Regions from separate parts of the Homo sapiens genome. Here region 2 is linked to region 1. The links are chromatin loops, found by intact Hi-C in ENCODE. Cell type or tissue: ascending aorta. All regions are shown on one strand. Links, peaks and the distances in the headings refer to the core of each region. The heading gives the core; the rest is flanking DNA.

The links. Peaks named below come from ENCODE experiments on the same cell type or tissue, not always from the same donor. Only the 100,000 strongest peaks of a DNase experiment are listed, where the experiment ranks them.
Region 2: a loop joins it to region 1, with 8 times the contacts of the local background. A loop is called at or near these places in 9 of 110 quality-filtered maps.

The regions. Positions count from the first base shown.
Region 1 is chr9:130,233,884-130,239,249 of GRCh38, reverse strand. NCS1 (neuronal calcium sensor 1) reads right to left here. Exons shown (of 8, transcript NM_014286.4): 8 at 1,947-5,366. Among named protein-coding and RNA genes, the nearest start is that of MIR12126, 4.8 kb to the left of the region's middle. RefSeq lists an enhancer at 1,739-2,298. In ascending aorta, for the core only: a CTCF peak has its summit at 2,919 (motif pointing right); DNase peaks (open chromatin) are centred at 2,919 and 3,441; H3K4me3 peaks cover 839 bases; H3K27ac peaks cover 1,305 bases.
Region 2 is chr9:130,154,652-130,160,017 of GRCh38, reverse strand. No RefSeq gene overlaps it. Among named protein-coding and RNA genes, the nearest start is that of GPRACR, 13 kb to the right of the region's middle. In ascending aorta, for the core only: a CTCF peak has its summit at 3,228 (motif pointing left); a DNase peak (open chromatin) is centred at 3,177.

The DNA of each region.
Region 1 (5,366 bases), core at 215-5,214:
TTCTCCTGCCTCAGCCTCCCACAGGCACCTGCCACCACGCCTGGCTAATTTTTTGTAGTTTTAGTAGAGACGGGCTTTCACCATGTTAGCCAGGATGGTCTCAATCTTCTGACCTCATGATCCGCCTGACTCGGCCTCCCAAAGTGCTGGGATTACAGGCGTGAGCCACCGCGCCCGGCCGAGGGTCCACTTTTTTACCAGAAAACCCTGTCTGTCAGAACACATGCCCAGCGTCAAGTGGTAGAGCCTGGCTGGGAACCAGGTCAGATTCCACAACCTGTGGCCCCAATCACCGTCCCACACTGCCTTTCCATGCTGCCTTTGGAACCCTCTTGAGGGTCTGGGGAGTTCTGGCATCTTCACTCTAGGACCCGCCAGAGCAACGCACAATGCTGGATGCCCAGCGTGGCCACAGAGGGTGACATCGCTGCATCCACTTCTCAACGGTTGCTTCAACCCCAAAGCGGAAGTCACATTGGGCCTTCAGCTTTGCCTGGAAGGTGGTGGCGATCTGATGATTCCTTTCACTCTGAAACATGTCTGAAACGTGGCCTGTGTTTGCAGGTGGTGGTTCATTCTAACATGGGCTGCTTGATCTTATCAATCTACACGCTTCATGCGTCTTTCAAGAGCTTTTGGCCAAGAGCAATGAATTCTAACTGACAGTTATGTTCCTGAGTCCGCGCTGGCTTTTGTTGCTCTCTGAATTCGTGTTCCTTTAACAAGCTACGAAAGTGAAAACCACCACCTCCTCTGATCCCCCTCTCCCCAACATGGCAGGGCCCATGCATACTGAGCAAACACGGGGTTACTTGACCAGAGGGGGAAGAGGAGGGCTCTCCTCTATCCCAGGCTCCAGGCCAAGGGTGACTCGGGGGAGGGCAGCCACACAGACTGCCACCTCTCGGGGTGCCTGCTGGGAGCTTGCACAAGAGCTACTCATCTCCCCACCTTCCCTCCCGACGCAACCCTCCATGTGGTCAGCAACCAATCTCTAGGCCCCCTGCGCCTGGCCCATCACAGGTGCAAAAGTCAGATGAGGTGAATGAATCATTTGCCTGAATCCCTGAGCCAATGGAGGTAGGGACCCAACCGGACATGCTGCAGCGCACACACCTCCCAGGGGTCCTCAAAGTGTGATTCACAGACCCGCAGCAGCAGCGCAGCCCAGGAACTTGTTAGGAACTCAGATTCCCAGGCCCCTGCCCAGACCCTCCTAATCAGAAACTCGGCGGCTGGGCTGGCAAGCTGGGTTTGAAGCAGCCTCCAATCCAGGTGATTCTGAGACACACTTGACTTTGAGAGCCACTGATCTAGGCCAATGGTTTTCAGACATTTTTAAAGCAGCAGCCGCCCTCTCCAGATGAAACAGGCAGGTCAGGGGATGTCGTGGGTGAGGCAGTGGGCGGGGCCTCACACCACTCAACTCTAGGCCTCGCAGAAACACTCCTGCAGATTTTTCTGGTTTAAAAGTATACTCAAGGTTCTCACTTTGCACATTCTTTCTCTCTCTTTTTTTTTTTTTTTTTTTTGAGATGGAGTCTCGCTCTTGTCACCCAGGCTGGAGTGCCATGGTGTGGTCTCAGCTCACTCCAATCGCCGCCTCCCGGGTTCAAGTGATTCTCCTGCCTCAGGCTCCCATGTAGGTGGGATTACAGGCGCCTGCCACCACACCCAGCTAATTTTTGTATTTTAGTAGAGACGGGGTTTCACCATGTTGGCCAGGCTGGTCTCGAACTCCAGACCTCAGGTGATCCGCCCAACTCGGCCTCCCAAAGTGCTGGGATTATAGGCATGAGCCACTGCACCCGGCCTACACATTCTTTCTCTTCAGGAAACTGGGAAGACAACACCCAAAGCCAGAGAAAGGGTGTCACAAAGGGAAGAAACCTAAAACGAAACGGAGAAGAATGTAAACAGACAAAGCAACAGGCCCACACAGGGAGGCGAGGACAAGTCCAGGAAGCGTGTTTAATTGGCGTGACATGGACGACATACAGCAGGAGCTTGGGGAGGCTGGGGCATGCTACACGGCCCCTGTCCACCCCTGGGCCTCGCCCTGACCCTGGCCCCAGAGACACACACCGGCAGGTTCAGACAGGACGGCACCCCAAAAAGAGACTCAAAGGGGGCTGGGGAGGCAAGCAGGAAAGGAAATAACCACAACCAGAAGACATTGCCTTTTGTTTGTTTGTTTTTGCAAGCATTATACCAATTTCTCCCCCAAGTGGCAGGCTCCGGGTGGGAGGCAGCAGCAGTCCAAACCGCTACTCTTGGGCACCGTCCTCCACTTCTGTGAGGGGCTTTGATGATGACACTCACATTTGGGTCTCACCAGGCCCCTGCGAGGCAGGCCCAGCAGAGACTCTTGCTCCCATCCAAGGGATGGGGAAATTGAGACCCAATGAGCAGAACTGACTTGCGCAAAGTCCTGAAGGAAGCCAGCCACCGAGTCAGGCTGGGAGTGAGGTGGGCCTCCCTGGGGCCGGGAGCCACTGCAGGAACAGGGACAACAGGGAATGTGCAGACTGGGGAGGGCGACTCGGGGCTACCCCATCCTGGAGAAGGGGCAGAGCCTGAGCCTGGATGCTAAGATGCCAAGACAGAAGATGGGACCAGCTGTTTATTCAACAAAAGCCTTTTATTCATTCAAAAATTAACCATTGGGTTTATTCCGCAGATATTAAAAAAAAAAAAAAAAGAGGGGGGCAAGGCTTCCCATCACAGTGCCCTTAAGTTAATTCACTTGCTATCCAGGGATGGCCTAGCAGAGGGGTGTCTGGGAAACGCTGCCAGAAATGTGGTGGCCCAGGGCCTCTGAGGACTCACAGCCCCCTCCTCGCCTCCCCGCTCCAGCCTCCCTCCGGACCACCCGTCCGGTGGGGTTGCAGCCCCCAGGTGCGTTGGCGGCTTACCACCACCAGGGGGCGCGCCGCGCTTCCTTAGCTCCCTTAAAATTAAATGCTGAAACCGCGCTGGGAACAGGGTGACTTTCCGCCTGGCGGGTGGGCAATGGAGGCTTTTTCCAGAGACAGCCTGCCTCTCCAGGAAGGGATCCCAGGCATCCCGACCTCCCCACCAACCCCCTCCGAAAAAACACAAAGTTCCTGAAACCCCAGGTGCACTTGTCTAGGAAACGGGCTGTCAAACTGAAAAGCATTTCAGGGGAAGAGATGTCAGTACAGAGGGTGACACGTACGCTTGCCTTGATGTTATTTTAAACGTGGCCTGCTTAGATCATGGAAAATCGGAACATTCTCCTAAGTCACCATCAACACAAAGTGAGGAGCAGACGCTACGAGGAAGAGGACAGGCCGTGGCCGACTGGCCGCCTGGGGCTGGTGCCTGCCCTGGCCCCAGTGCGAGGCTCTGCAGAGGGACTATGGGCGTGCCCTCTGCATCAGAGCATCTGAAGCGAGCCGCATTGGGTGGCAAACGCCGCTGTGGAGAGGCGCACGGGCTGCTCAGGAGGCACCTGGCTCAGGATTCTGCGGCATCACTGCAGCCAGAGGCCTGGGGAGAGGAGGGGGCAGAGATCGGTCCCTGCCAGGCAAACTCTAGTGAAAATGGCCAGTGTCCAGCACCCCGCCAGGGCCGGGAAGGGCGGCCCTTCCGGCAGCTCTGGGCTGGCTCGGGCTGTGGGCCCACCGGCATGCTGGGCTGCGGTCCGCAAGCATACCATCTGCTAAGGCCAGAAGCCACACCTGTGGCTTCAAACCAAAAGGCCAAAGGGCAGGACGATGGAGGAAGGCCGGACACACCGAAGGGGTCCACATGCTTAAGCCCAGACACCCTCAGCCACAGGTCAGGTTGTACAACAGTGTCAGTCCCATTGGACCAGAGAGGCAAATCGAGCCTCAGGCAGAGGCCAAAGGAAAGTAATTTGACCTGGGAAAGACCTCCCTCATCCTCTCAGCCCAAAGCCACCATGTTCGTTCCCTGCCCCAGACCCCAGGTCAGAGCCCAGCTGAGAAACTTCAGCCGTTGGTGCTGAGTCCCAGGTCGCCCGGGCCAGCAGCTGAGCAGGGAGCCGACTGGCAGGGGCCTCAAAGAATCCACCCTTCAAAGTGGCCTGTGAAGGTGGAACCACTGACCCCATCCCTGCAGGATGTTGGTGGGGGAGGGGGGGTTACCGTGGGGCCAGCGTGCAGTCCTAGGGGGCTGCCAATGAACGCCTCAGGGGGGACGCTGGGGTTGGCTGAATGCTCCAGCCAAGGGGAACAGCCACGCAGCCCCACACGGCAACGTCACTACGGCAGAGGCCTTCCTCGGGCTGGAGGCCTGCTTGCTGAGGGTGGGAACCGAGGACCAAAGTGTCCCCTCTAAAACATGGGCTGATGGGCTGTTGACTCTGCAAAGCAGCAGCAAGAATTCTAGACCCAGGCCTGGCCCTGACAGTCTGGGAAGCGGCTTCTCACCTCAAGCCTTCCCTGTGCAAGGACTCCTTCTGGGTCCCAAAGAGCGCTCAAGGGTCTGGGGGGAACCAGGAAATGCTGCGGGAAGGGACAAGGTGTGCCACATGACACATTCATCTGCTGGAACTGACCCCACACACCAGCAGCCACGCAATAGGGGCTGTGCTGTGACTCAGACAGTCCCTCGGGCTGCTGGGGTCAAGCAAACTTAACCACAGCATCACCAGCCACAGGAAACTGAACCCCAGGCCTAGAGTGACATGATGTCGGCATGGAAAAGGGCCTTCAAGACCAACCAGCCCGGGCCTCCTCGCTCTGCAGATGGGGCAACTGAGACCCAGAGAGGGCAGGAGGCTGCCCACAATCAAAGAGCAAGGGCCGGACCTTGGGCTCCTACCTCTGGTCCAGGGTGGCCTCGCATTCCTGGTGATGGTCCTGGGGCCGCACCTGCCTCAGTGGCAGGCACCGCTGGAAGCCTCCGTGAAGACATGTGGGCCGCAGCCCCAGGTGTAGGGACTATATTGATGGGATTGCCTGGAACTCTTCTCTCCTTCCCTCCCTCCCAGCCTTTGAGCCAAGAGAAGGCCAGGGAAGGACACCATGCAGTTTACTGGAAAAAGCAGATAGGAAGGAGGGAAGGCAGAGCGGGAGAGAGTCATGAACTATCTTGAAATCCCCTCCCCAGCCCAAGGAGGCGGGGGTCCCCTTGATTTCTGCTAACTTACTTCAAAGACCACCTCTCCTGACTCTGCCTGGGTACCCAATGCCCCTTCTTCCAGCTCCCAGCCTTAGGCGCCCTGTTTTCCATGCTGCGGCAAACACCAAAGCAAGAGTTGAGAAACCTAAAGATGTCCCCTGTTCATCCTCGGAAAAAATGTTACGGACCCAGGGGAGAACAAGGATGCGGGGACAGAGGCAGCAGGGAAAAGGGGTTTGGCAGGAGGCATTCGG
Region 2 (5,366 bases), core at 208-5,207, 79 kb after region 1:
ATAGTCACTGGGGAGGAGTAGTCAGCTGGGGCACAGGTGTCTCTGTGCTCCCTTAGGAAGAATTCTATAGTGTCTCCCACCCACCTCGCCTGCCAGGTGGCAGGCTGACTTCACCTGGAGTACATCATTCCCCACTCAGGGCAAATGGCAATTTGCAAGTCTGTGTTCAGACAGGACCAGGAGATGGGCATCCCCACACATCAGAGCTGTCTGCCATGGTGGTCACAGCCTTACTGGGCCCCCTGGCCAGTCCTTGTTTTTTTGTTGTGCGAGAGAAAAACAGAGTGGAACACTGGTTAGTTAGCACGGGCCCTGGAGCCGGACTGCACTTATTTGTTGTGTGGCCTTAGGTAAGTCGCTTAAACTCCTTAAGCCTCTGTTTTCTCATCTGGAAAGTAGGGATAATAAAAATACCACCCACCCCCACAAGGGTTGTTATGAGAGTTAAGTGATGTGTGTAGAATGCTTAGCACTATTTAGTAAAACCTGGCTATTAATACTGACAAACAATAATATATTTGTTTTAGCAATATTCTTATAATACTTATTATTGACAAAGAAAAAAAAAGAAACCATGTCACCAAACTTCCTGTGGAAAGGCCCCCACACCAGCAGTCTGAGTGCTAGTCCTGGCTGTGGGGCCGGGGCTGGGCGTGTGGCCCCTGAGCCTCGGTTTCCTCCGTGGTAAGTGGGGATGGAGGTGCCCCGGGTGCCTGCTGTGGACCTTGAAGCTGGCCTCTCCTGCATGGGAGAAGCAGTCATTACATGGAGCTGCCGAGCCGAGTGCATTTGTGAATAAACATGCAGCCTGCTTGTTGAGAGACAGATGCAAAGTCCATCTGGAGAGGGACAAAGGCCTCCCTCCTCAGTTTTCTTTTTTTTCTTTTTTTTTTTTTTTTAGACAGTGTCTTGTTCTGTCACCAGGCTGGAGTACAGTGGCACAAACTTGTGTGGTACGAGGTTGTGTGATCCCTGACATCACTGTCTCCTAGGTCACTGGGGGTGTCCACCCCACACTGGGGAAACCCTGACCTGGGGGCACCCCCAAGCCAGTGAACCAGGGGACGGGGCTCCTTGCGAGGACCAGATGGCATTTAACGCTGATAGGCGCTATCGTGACCTCCTGGGCATGAAACAGGTACCTCCCTGGTCCTTATTCCAGAAGAGGATGCAGAAGCCCTCTGGACAGGCCTGGCTCATGTCCTCCTGCTGGAGCGGGCTGACCACAGCCCTCGGCCCTCCGCTCCCGGCATGGCCCGTCTGGAGTAGCTGGGATTACAGAGGTGCACCACCATGCCCGGCTAATTTTTGTATTTTTAGTAGAGACAGGGTTTTGCCGTGTTGGCCAGGCTGGTCTTGAACTCCTGACCTCAGGTGATTTGCCCACCTCAGCCTCCCAACGTGTTGGGATTACAGGCGTGAGCCACCATGTCCGGCCCCTCCTCAGTTTTCTTAGGTGCCCTGCGTGTGAGAAGGGACCTCTTTGCTCTCTTTCCAGGGAGCCATCAGGCAGTGTGTTCTGGTCCTCGCAGCCTCTTGCTTCCTGGGGAAGACATGCCCTCTATGAACTTCACCTTCCCCAGTGAGTATCGAGGCTTCGGTGAGGCCTCCTGGTATCCCAGCATGGGGCAGTGGTGGGCTGAGCTGTACAGACTCTCCCGGGGGCCAGGGGAACCGGCTGTGTTCCCCAGCGCCTGTCATTTTCTCACTCACGGTTTTCGTGTGTCTGAGGGAAGGCCAGGGAATCTTTGTTTGCAAGGCTAGAAGCTCCCAAGCCAATGAAGCAAAAAGGAGAACTTAGTAGAAGGGCAGGAGAGCCAGCCAGGGCACCCACAGTGAGGACAGCCACTGGGAGGGAGCTGGTTCCTCTCTCCAACCACCCAGGCTCTAGGGTGGCCTGCAACAGAGACCAAAGGTGGCAGCAGAATTGGCAACATGCGTGTGGAAGCGCTCAGGAGAGGAGGAAGGGCAGGGCCTGGGAATCTGCAGGATCTGGGGTCGACACAGCAGGAACAAGGGCACGGGGTCTCCAGACTGTCAGTTCAGGACACAGCCATTGGCCCTGGCCATTCTCCTCCCTCTGTGTAGCCGTTTGCTCAAAATTCAGTCCTAGGAGGCCCGGCATGGTGGCTCACACCTGTAATCAAAACACTTTGGGAGGCCGAGGTGGGTGGATCACTTGAGGTCGGGAGTTTGAGACCAGCCTGGCCAACGTGGTGAAATCCCATCTCTACTGAAAATACAAAAATTAGCTGGCCGTGGTGGCAGGTGCCTGTAATCCCAGCTACTCGGGAGGCTGAGGCACGAGAATCGCTTGAACCCAGGAGGCAGAGGTTGCAGTGAGCCAAGATCCCACCACTGCACTCCAGCCTGGGCAACAGAGCGAGACTCCGTCTCAAAAACGTAAATAAATAAATACATAAGTCCCAGGAGAGGGTATGCAGGGGTCACAGGACCACACCGGACAGGAGGTAGGCAGGGTAGCTTGCTGGACAGTTTCGCCAAGGCTGCTCCTAGTAGGTGGGGCGGGAGGGGCGGGGGCCGGAGAGGTGCCTCAAAGTAACTTAGGTGCTTTGTCTGCAAGTATGGGGAATGAATGGTGGGGAGAGGCTAAAGGAAAAGTCCCGGGACCCCAGCTATCAGGGCAGTTTCTGTCTCTATAGACAGCTTTCCCTGAGCCTCTGCCCCCGCCTGGATCTCGCCTTCCCCCCAGCTCACGTGCCCACCAGACTGATGGCTGAGTCACAGTGCCCGAATCTGGGAGGGAGGATCTGAATGGCCCACATGAGCCAGTTGTTTGGCACAGTCCAATCAGCTGTGGCCAATGAGGGTGGGATCATGTCGTTATGGCTCCAGAGGTCTACCCTCAGGAAAGGGGGTTTTGGGCAGTCACCCCAAATACCATCTATCATAGGATTCAAGAGCTTTCAAAGCTGGGAGGTACACTTCAAAGACCACCAGGTCCAATGTGCTCATCTTACAGATGGGAGAAGGTGAACTGGGGCTTGCTCCTCCCGGTGTGGGGTGGATGCTTTGACCAGGTTCCTAGTTGAGCCTCCAAGCAGCGGGCTCTCCCAGGGTCAAGCTCAGAGACGCTCAGACCATGAGCTGGGAGGAGGAGCCAGGCCCTGGAGCCCTTCCGCACTCTGGTGCCAGGGAGCTGCCCACCATCTGGCCTGTCCCAGCACTGCCCGTTAGGGTGACACCTGCTGGTTTCCCAAGCCGGGTCTGAGACATGGACTCCCCCAGACAGATCCAAGGGATAGGTCCTGGCCCAGTTCTCCCAGGGTCTCAGCCCCCATACATGAGTTATATGTGGGCCAATCCAGGAGCCCCACCCCATGAGGGCAGGGCTGTGTGTGTCTTGTCACTGCTGCCTGCCCCATGCCCAACTGAAAGTGAAGCCACAACAACAATGCTGAATGGGTGGACGTGGCCTCTTCGGTCCCCCACCCCCAGCTGCCCTTTGGCAATGACATGAAGTCCATCCTTAAGGTCAGCCACACGTGGAATCCAATAATCCCAGGCGACTATCTGGGCTCCAAGCCCACTAACCTCTGGTGCAGACTTAGACAATCGCTCTCACTCTCTGGGCCTCGATTTCCCTGTCTGTACAATGAGGGGCTTCAAGGTTCCGTCCAGCTGAGACAGTGTGTGCTGTAACAGTTCTAAGTTCCAGCCTGACCAACATGCGGAAACCCCGTCTCTACTAAAAATACAAAAATTAGCCGGGCATGGTGGTACGAGCCTGTAATCCCAGCTACTCAGGAGGCTGAGGCAGGAAAATCGCTTGAACCCAGGAGTCGGAGGTTGCAGTGAGCCGAGATCACACCACTGCACTCCAGCCTGGGCAACAGGGCGAGACTCTGTCTCAAAACAAACAAAAAAACAAACAAAACAGTTCTAAGTTGGGGGCCAGTCTTGAGGCATCAGAATTGACCAGGAGAGAAAGCAGGACACGCTGCCTTCTCTGGAGTCCTTTAGCGGCTCTTGTTTTTAGACTTGAATTTGGCGTAGCCTTGGTAATTAGTAAGTCCAGCGGCAACAATGGCAGCTACCACTTACTGCGCCTGGTTGTGTGCCAGGCAGGGCGCCACGTACTCCCTGTGCATCAGCTCGCTGAGCCTTTGCAGGATCCTGCGGGTTAGGCAGCAAGGCCCAGAGAGGTTGAGGAGCTGGGGACCAGGTCACACAGCTGGTGACTGGCCATAAAGGATTCAAGTCAGGCTTGTCTGAGCCCCTCTCTGTGCATGTTGGGCTCACTGTGTCATATAAAAAGCCTGAAATCGCTGAGCACGGTGGCTCACACCTGTAATCACAGCACTCTGGGAGGCCGAGGTGCGTGGATCACCTGAGGTCAGGAGTTTGAGACCAGCCTGGCCAACATGGCAAAATCCCGTCTCTACTAAAAATATGGAAATTAGGCAGGGATGGTGGCGGGCACCTATAATCCCAGCTCCTCGGGAGGCTGAGGCAGGAGAATTGCTTGAACCCGGGAGGCAGAGGTTGCAGTGAGCCAAGATCGCGCCACTGCACTCTAGCGTGGGCAACAACAGAGTGAGACTCGGTCTCAAAAAAAAAAAAAATCCCGAAATCTAGCTACAAAGAGATGTGTGCTCTGCTGTGACCCACCATGTTACTTTGCCCAGTTTTGTGGGCACCTTGCTGGGGTTGGCAGAAGGCAGAGGGGTCCTGGTGTTTGGGGCTACCAAGCGCTTGCTGTGTGGGTAAGTCAGCCTACCTTTACCAGCCCTCCACCCCCATAGCCTCTTCCTCCAAGCAGCCCTAGGAGGGCCTGAGGGGACCCCACCAGCAAGGCTCCTGAGGTTCCACAGATGGAGCCTGACAGCCCCTTCCTGGGGTCCAGCCACCAGGGGACACCTGTCATTTGCAGGTGCCCTTCATTCTCAATTGCCTCGAGACCTCATTCATTGGCTGCTGTGCCGATGGTGGTGCCTGGCTCCCGCCTGCCCTGCCTGGGGCTCCATGTTCAACCCAGGATTCTTGACTGGCCTTTGAAGACTGACCCTCTACAGGTGGTCAGACAGGACTTTGTGTGGATTCCAAGGAACAGAGAGGAAGAATGTTTCAAATTAGGCCTCATACCTGTAATCCTAGCACTCAGGCCAAGGCAGGCAGATTGCTTGAGTCCAGGAGTTCAAGACCAGCCTGGGCAACATAGCAAAACCCATCACTACTAAAAATACAGAAAATTAGCGAGGCATGGTGGCACATGCCTGTAGTCCCAGCTACTCGGGAGACTGAGGTGGGGGAATCACCCAAACCCAGGAGGTCAAAGCTGCAGTGAGCTGAGATCGTGCCACCGTACTCCAGCCTGGGCAACCAGAGTGAGACCCTGCGTCAAA